2 separate regions of the Homo sapiens genome follow, and region 1 is linked to region 2. A link is a contact called in ENCODE Hi-C data. All regions are on one chromosome and are shown on one strand. The core of a region is the stretch at or near the end of the contact, and the rest is flanking DNA. Distances in the headings are between cores, read along the strand shown.

What was found. Hi-C counts contacts between places; a loop is a spot of excess contacts on that map. Pooled maps may share reads with other maps.
Region 1: a loop to region 2 is called in a map with no recorded cell type, with 31 times the contacts of the local background. The contact joins two enhancer-like sites. A Hi-C loop is called at or near these places in 8 of 37 single-sample maps with no recorded cell type and 4 of 50 pooled maps.

What each region holds. Positions count from the first base shown.
Region 1 is chr5:5,749,851-5,753,815 of GRCh38, forward strand. No RefSeq gene overlaps it. Among named protein-coding and RNA genes, the nearest start is that of ICE1, 330 kb to the left of the region's middle. RefSeq lists enhancers at 2,871-2,930, 3,081-3,220. Within about 2 kb of position 2,246, at least 3 of the 41 ENCODE cell types and tissues checked have a DNase peak (open chromatin) inside an H3K27ac peak, as active enhancers do.
Region 2 is chr5:1,496,212-1,500,039 of GRCh38, forward strand. The region is part of intron 2 of LPCAT1 (lysophosphatidylcholine acyltransferase 1); the gene reads right to left. Among named protein-coding and RNA genes, the nearest start is that of MIR6075, 13 kb to the right of the region's middle. Within about 2 kb of position 2,005, at least 6 of the 41 ENCODE cell types and tissues checked have a DNase peak (open chromatin) inside an H3K27ac peak, as active enhancers do.

The DNA of each region.
Region 1 (3,965 bases), core at 996-3,495, 4.3 Mb after region 2:
GAGGGGAACTACTGATGTAGGGAGTGTGCTCTGGCCATAACATGTGCACTTGTCTCAGAGGTCAGCAGAAAAGACTCTTCTTTTATAGAAAGAAGTGAATTAGGCTAGAAAGAGCTGGCTTTAGGAGAGTAGGTGGTGTGATGGCACAATCCATCAGGGAGTGTTTTTCTCTAACTGATTCCTGAGAGAGGTGGTTAAGGAGAGATTGTCTGCTGGTTCAGATGGAGGATAAATTGAAGTATAGAGACCTTGGAGAAGGAGAGAAGTTTGGTGGATCAGGTATTTTCCTCAGATTGGTGAGTGAGTGCAAAGAGTTCAGCTCATTATTTAAGAGGCAAGGAATGGGAATTTGAAGGATCTGTGTCTGTTTTTTCCGTAGGTATACAGGGGAGCAACTGTGAGTCTTGTATACGTTACACAGAGAAGAGTGATTCTTTGCAATAAACTGTTTCCCAGGACAAAAGAGGGTGGGAGGGTTTCTTCAATTATCACTATTGTTCAGGATCACAAGGCTCAGGTAAAATTCAACATTGTCAAGGGAACAAAGGACCTAGAACCCTCATGCTAGTCCAAGCTGCAAGTATAATTCAATACTGAATCCTCACATGCAGGACCTAACTCTCATCCTACTTAAAATCATGACTGATCAGACAAACTCAAGTTGCATGAACTGGTCCTAGGGGTGGGAGAGGAATGGTGCACAGATGAAGAGGCAGGTAGGGTCAGACCCGAAGCAACGGGTGTGCTAGTCCCACTCTGTTGGGTCACCGAATCCCTCTTACAATACGGGTTTCATTGCAGAGCTTTCTGTAGATGAGTTTCTTGTATTGTTGCATAACAAGATCTTAAACCAGAAGGTGAAAAATCAGTTGTGACTGCAATAATGACTGCATTGCAAATCCAAGTAACTTTCATTACACAAATCTAAACTAATTCTGAATTTTCCGAAAGCAGAAGACTACGTTTTGTTATTTTACATTGGGAAAATTGTAATGTCCCCAGCCCGACAGAAATGCCCACTGATTCCTCCCAATATCATTAAAAAACATTTAAACTTATAAAGGAAAATTTGCAAAACATTTGTGCACGTTATAAAATGATCTTCAAGCCATCTACATAATTATTTAACAATTAATGAACTATTTGAGGCTTTGCTTGCAAAATACAATATCAGATAAAAATTATGTTTTGCTTTACACTGAAGGAACATACTGCTGCACCATGTAGATAAATCATAAGATAGTGTGTTAGTACTGTGCAATGGGTGCAGATAGCATTCACCAAGATAAGAAAAAAAGGCACCTCACATGATGTTATCCTACTGCTTGAAGAGTTCCTTGAGTGGGGCTGAGTATCGAAGTGGAGGAGATGGTCACAGGTATTTGCGTGGGGAGAAAGGCAGCAGGACTGAAAGGGCAGATCTGAGGGTTATTCATGTGCAAATCCAAAGATTTGCAGACTTTTAAAGTGTAGACAGAGGAAGAGGTTGAACAGAACTCAAAGATATACTCTAGTGATAAGAGTTTATGGTTCTTATTATAACCATAAACTCTTGTTTATGGTTGTGCCTGGAATTACCTTTTTTGAACGGGATGCTTCAATTTGTATTATGAATAATTATGCTATCTGCATGAACTAAATCTTTTAATTGATATACTTAATCCTTTAATGGATTTTTCTAGGCAGCGGTTAATTTTAATATTTAGTTAAGAAATTATCAGTCTTCTGTGGGTTAACTGTTTTTTTTTCTATCTCCTGGAAACTTTTATAAGTTTCTTTCTACCCCTGATATTCTTCAGTTTCATTATGACGTAACTAGATACAGACTTTGAAAGTTTACCCTGTTGCACATACACCCAGGAAACACCTGTGAAGTTATGTCTCTTTTTACTTCAGGGATATTCTAAGCCACTATCTCTTCAAATGTTGCCTGTTCACCATTCCATCTAACTCCAACTCCAGGTGAATGTCGGAGCTTCTCAATTTATCCTTACTCTTTTACGATCATTTTTATGTTTTCTTTGTTCTAAATTTCTCTGTAATTCAGGTTGAGTACTCTGGTGCTGTCTTTTGTTACAGGTATTTAGACAAGCATGAGCAGGCCAGGAAAGGGCCCTCCCTCATCCACTAGGAATGTCAGGTGATGGTTCGACAATGATCACTTTGCCTCTCTAAAAGTGATAAATTGTCAGCGTGTGCCAGGGAGAGGCCATTTACTGATACCCCACAGCTGTTGCAGTAAAGTGTTCATTGAATGCAGGCGCCTGGGAGAAGTAACTTCCTGGGCATGTGCATGAAGAGACAAAATGGCGGAGTATGACCCACTCGGGGCACTCCACAGGAAAAGGGAAGAAAGCCTCAGACCGGCATGTGCACAGCTTCTTAAACACACTGCCTGTGCTCACTTCCCAAGGCTAAGGAGGACACCGTGCATCTGGGAAATAATGCCCCCCCTGAGGGAAGAATCATGGGAAAGGGGCAAGCCTACAAAGTCCTGGGGTCAAGGTTAAACACTGCACCTGACCTCAGTGCCCACTTGGGACTCTTCCAAGCGTACTTTGTTTTCTTCCCTGTTCTAAAGCCTTTTTAAATAAACTTCCACTCCTGCTCTGAAACTTGTCCCGGTCTCCTCTTCTGCCTTATGCCCCTCAGTTGAATTCTTTCTTTTGAGGAGGCAAGAACTAAGGTTGCTGCAGAGCTCTACAGACTCACCGCCGGTTACTTGGATACCTTCCACTGGTAACATACTTGGGGCCATGAGACTTGGATATTTGCCACCACAACATTTTAATTCCCTAACACCTTATTCTTATTACACATTAATTACCCTGTTGAAATTTATTTTTTTATACTTTCTAACTGGCTCTTTAAATAGTCTCTTTCTACTTGGTTTGTGTTCGCTTTCTGTTCTATTGCTCTTATTTTGTCTCTTTGGATGCCACTCTCTCTTTTGGAAGACTGCTCTCTCACTTGCACTTTCTTTGGGATGAATGCTTTCTTTAGTGAGTTTGTGGAGCTCAGACTTCCATCACTGGGACTGTCTTTCTTCACGTGCTTTGGAATTTTAGTTTCCAGGCTTGTCTCAAGTTGTTTCATGTGTATGTTCACCTGTGCTTAATTTTCCCCTCCCTGTCTGCACACAGATATAATAGCACCCACTTATTTGCAGTTTCACTTCTGTGTTTTCAGTTACCTTTGGTCTGTGAACCCAAAATAACTCAGTCATATCTCAGTCAATTTAGAAAGTTTATTTTGCCAAGGTTAAGGACGCACCAGTGACTCAGCCTCAGGAGGTCCTGATAACATGTGTCCAAGGTGTTTGGGGTACAGCTTGCTTTTATACATTTTAGGGAGACATAATACATCAATCAATACATGTAAGATTTACACTGATTTGATCTGGAAGGGCGGGACAACTCGAAGGTGGGAGGGGGGACTTCCAGGTCGTAGATAGATGTAAGCATATTTTAATTGGCAATTGGTTGAAAGAGTTATTATCAGTAGAACAGAATGTCTGGGTTAAGATAAGGGGTTGTGGAGACCAAGGTTTTATCATGCAGATGAAGCCTCCAGGTAGCAGGCTTCAGAGAGAATAGGTTGTACATGTTTCTTATCAGACTTAAAGTCTGTGTTGATGTTCATGCTGGAAGGGTAGAATGAGGTTAGGTCCAACCCCCTCTTCCATCATGGCCTGAACTAGATTTTCAGGTTAACTCTGGAATGCCCTTGGCCAAGAGGAGAGGTCCACTCAGATGATTGGGGGCCTTAAAGTTTTATTTTTTGTTTATAGGTCTACGGTGGCCCAGAAATATTAAATAAAAAATTCCAGAAATAAACAATCATAAGTTTTAAATTCTTTCTGAATAGCATGATGAAATCTCTCACCATCCTTCTCATCCTGCCCAGGACAAAAATCCTCCCTATGTCCAGTGGATCCACACTGTCTACACTCCCTGCCTGGTAGT
Region 2 (3,828 bases), core at 755-3,254:
TTAGCTGGGCATGGTGGCAGGCGTCTGTAATCCCAGCCACTCAGGAGGCTGAGGCAGGAGAACTGCTTGAACCCAAGGGGCGGAGGTTGCAGTGAGCCGAGATTGCGCCACTGCACTCCAGCCTGGGCAACAGAGTGAGACTCCATCTCAAGAAAACTAAACTAAAAAATAAAGATGTACTCTTCTGTGCACATGTTATTTTCCACAAAAAAAAAAAAAAAGTACAAAAACAAAAGCCAAAAGACAGCAATTGATGCCTAAGATGGAAGAAACAAGGCAGCGGCGGAGGGAGAAGCGAGGCTGCAGAGGAGGCTGCGGCGGGCACAGGAGCCAGTCTCGGGCAGGTTCAGGGGCAGGAGAGAGGACAGCAGGAAAAAAGGGATTAAAACCCGGGCGGCCCTTAGAGGAACACACCTGCCAGCCCCGAAATCGAATTGCAGGGACAGACGGTGCTCAGGGGAACTGTACTGGGTGTCGGGGCAGGGAAAAAGCAGCCTCAGCTCTTCTCTAAAGATCTTGGAGGAATTTTATACCCAAACTATCCACATGTGAAAACCCGGACTGCTGGTGTGGATGACAGCCTCAGAGAAAAGCTCCGCTTGCTGTGGGGTTGGGGACCCAGCACCCACTCACCCCAAGGCAAAGGGAGCCAGCACAAGCCCAGGGTGCTCAGGTGCCTGGGCAGCCCATTCCCAGGGGAATGTGAATCAGGAGACAGATCTATCTGCATACACAGGAGCGGGGATCTCCATCAGCACCCCCAGGAAATCCACTCCGTCCTACCGCCCTCACACGGACGACACCCAAGAATCCTGAGACGTGTGAGCAGAGCAGCTGCATGGCAGAGAAGCAGAGGACTGACCCCAAGGAGACAGAAAGGGTGGGCATCAGAAGAGGGGTGCAAAACATCCACCACGCTCGCCAAGAGAGTCTGGAAGAACAGGGCGCTGAGGAGCATCAAAGAACAAGAAAACACTCTCAGAAACCAAGACTGTCACTGTGGAGACAAGCAACTCACAGGAAAGACTGGGAAATGAGGAGGAGGAAATCTCCCAGAACATGCAGGGGGAAAAGGAGGAAGGCCGCTGAGGCCTGCATCTCCTCAAGCCAGCTGGCATGTGGAGGTGGGTGGGGGAAGCCCACACGTCTAAGCGTGAGGGGCAGGCGCAGGCCCCGGCTCTGCAGGTTCCAAATGTTCTGCTGTGAGCAGAGGCAAGAGGCAGAGTGGAGCCGGCCCTGGAGAGGACCTATACACATGTACACAGCCTGAGTGCTGGCTACGGTGCCAGGCCGGTGGGGTAGGGCAAAGGAAGGGGCCCTGGGGCCACGTCTGGCGGGGCTTCAAGGAGGCAAGTCTGGTGATCCACGTGGACTGGCTTAGCTGGGTCAGGGACGGCCCCTGGGTGGCTGGTGGGAGGGCTGTGTTGGGCTGGCAGGTGTGGAGGGGCAGCCCCAGGCTGAGACGCAGGTGGCAGGAGCTGCTGGCTTCTGGGAGACCAGATAAAGTGGTTTGATGCTCAAGTTCAAGCTCCAACCTCCAGGCCAACATACGGGGAGTACCTAGAGTCATCATGGGGATGGCATCCCCAAACTTGGGAACAGGTGTTCCCACACAGAGCATTCAGGAAAGGGCACCATCCATCTGAACCATCCGGTCAGCCAAGGGGCAGCCCCTGGAGGACCTGGCCCAGCTCAGGACTTGGCCCGTGGTCAAGGATTCAGCGCCAGATGGTCGGGTTTTGCAAAACGATGCTACGGTTTTTACAACACTGTGTGTGTTGAAAGTAACCTAAAATAGTGCCTTTTGCGAAACTGTGTCATTCTTTCACTGAAAGCCTAAGATTTTTATTTTAGGAAGGTTTGAATGACACTAACTTACATTCAGCAAAAATGCTTTAACTCAACATCAATCTATTCAAAACTGCAGAGCAGTGCATAACGTGAGCCAACTTAAGTCCCAAACCGACTACGTAATTATTATTCAGCGGTACACTCTGAATCTGCTACTTCAAATTCAGTTTCCTCCTGATCCCTTACGTCCCTAACTACGGTGCTTTTGTGACTAGGTTTCCCCTTGGGGAGTTCAGAATTCAGGGTTTGTTCTCTCTTCTGTTTCCCTTCAAGCACCAAGCCAAGCCCAGGACTGTGCACCAAGGGAGCTTTCATCAGTGCTGCTGAAGGAGACGCCAGGGGCTCCAGGGGTGGGATTCAATGCCAGGCAGCACGGGCAGCTTGAGTGCCCACAAGCATCCGTGCATACTCCCACACATGCACACATTCACACACATACACAGACATCGCTCTCATATATACTCACATGCACACACACACTCATACATATGTACACACATATACTCTCATACACATATGTACATACATCATACATATGTGGACACCTGTACACACGTACACTTGCACATATACACACATACATGTACACAGAGACACAACACTCATACACATGTACATACTGTCATACACGTACATGTATGTGCACACGATACAGACATCCATCCACACATATATACATGCACTCACATGTACACACATGCAACACACACAGGTACACAGCACACACATATACACATGTACACACTCATATACATACTTGCACTGGTGGCTCACATACACACAGTAATGCAACCACATGCCTATGCACGTGTACCTACTCCCGTGCATGCACATACATATGTATGCACACTCACATGCGCATATGTACACACATACACACCCTCTCTGCACACATACACAGAATGATACACAGTGAGTCTCCACAGACCCAGATGCCCAAAGATCTCATGAAGCAGAGGTGACAGAAACCCCAACGTGTCACTGTCACGGGACACTTCACACGTGCATGAGATGTACATATGAAAGCGTCTCTGAAGTACAGCTGCTAGAATAAGAGTCCGTTGTGGTCCATTTATCGCCTGTTGAAGCCAAGTCAATTATTCACAGACAAGAAAAGCCACCAGGGTTAGCATGGGGAAACGGAAAATTGCCCCAAGCCATCTATTTTGAAAAGTGAGAGCCTGTGCTCGCACGGGGCTCCTGCCTCCTGAGACAGAACAGAGGAGGCGGGGAGCTCGGCCCAACAAGGACATGGGGAGTAAAGAGAAAGGGTGCCAGGAAAGCACCACGAAGCCATTGCTGCCCACAGCACCACATTCAGCCAGGTCACCTGCAGCCTGCTTCACACTACAGAACCCCCACTTTCTAGCTGTGGCTTCTCAACTCAGCAAAACTGAAAGCCTGACTTTGATTTGGCCTTGATTTACTTTGCTTGGTTATATATTTGATACCCAATTCCTATTTTATGGTTAAAACGTTTCAAAAACAAACCAAGATAAAGCATAAGAGAATTTTAAAAATCTAGAAAGGCTAAATGAAGAACTAAAGCCCGTGATGATCCTGTTGCCCCTAAAGAACCCAGGCTGCCCCAGGTCACCACTACCCAGCAAGCTGCTCAACGTCCACCCACTCAGCAGGGCCCAGAGTGAGGGACCCCCAACGCCCAGGCTGCCCTCTCCTATGACTGCACCATGTCTGCACGCAACGGTGCGGCAAACCCGGGACCCTAAGTGGCCGTCTTCCCCCTGCACCTAACTGCATGTCTGAGTGTGGCCCTGGGTATCAAGGAGAACCGAAGCTCAGGCAGATGTCAGCTCCCATCAGCCTCTTGGCCGTGAAAACTTTGCTGTACATACAGCCCACAGATCAGACACCTTCCAGAGAAAGGAGGGGCCTGGGCGTGCCCATTACACCTTTCGGAGGCCAGGCAGTGAATGCTTTAGGCTCTACAGCCACACGGCCTCTGTCCCAACCACT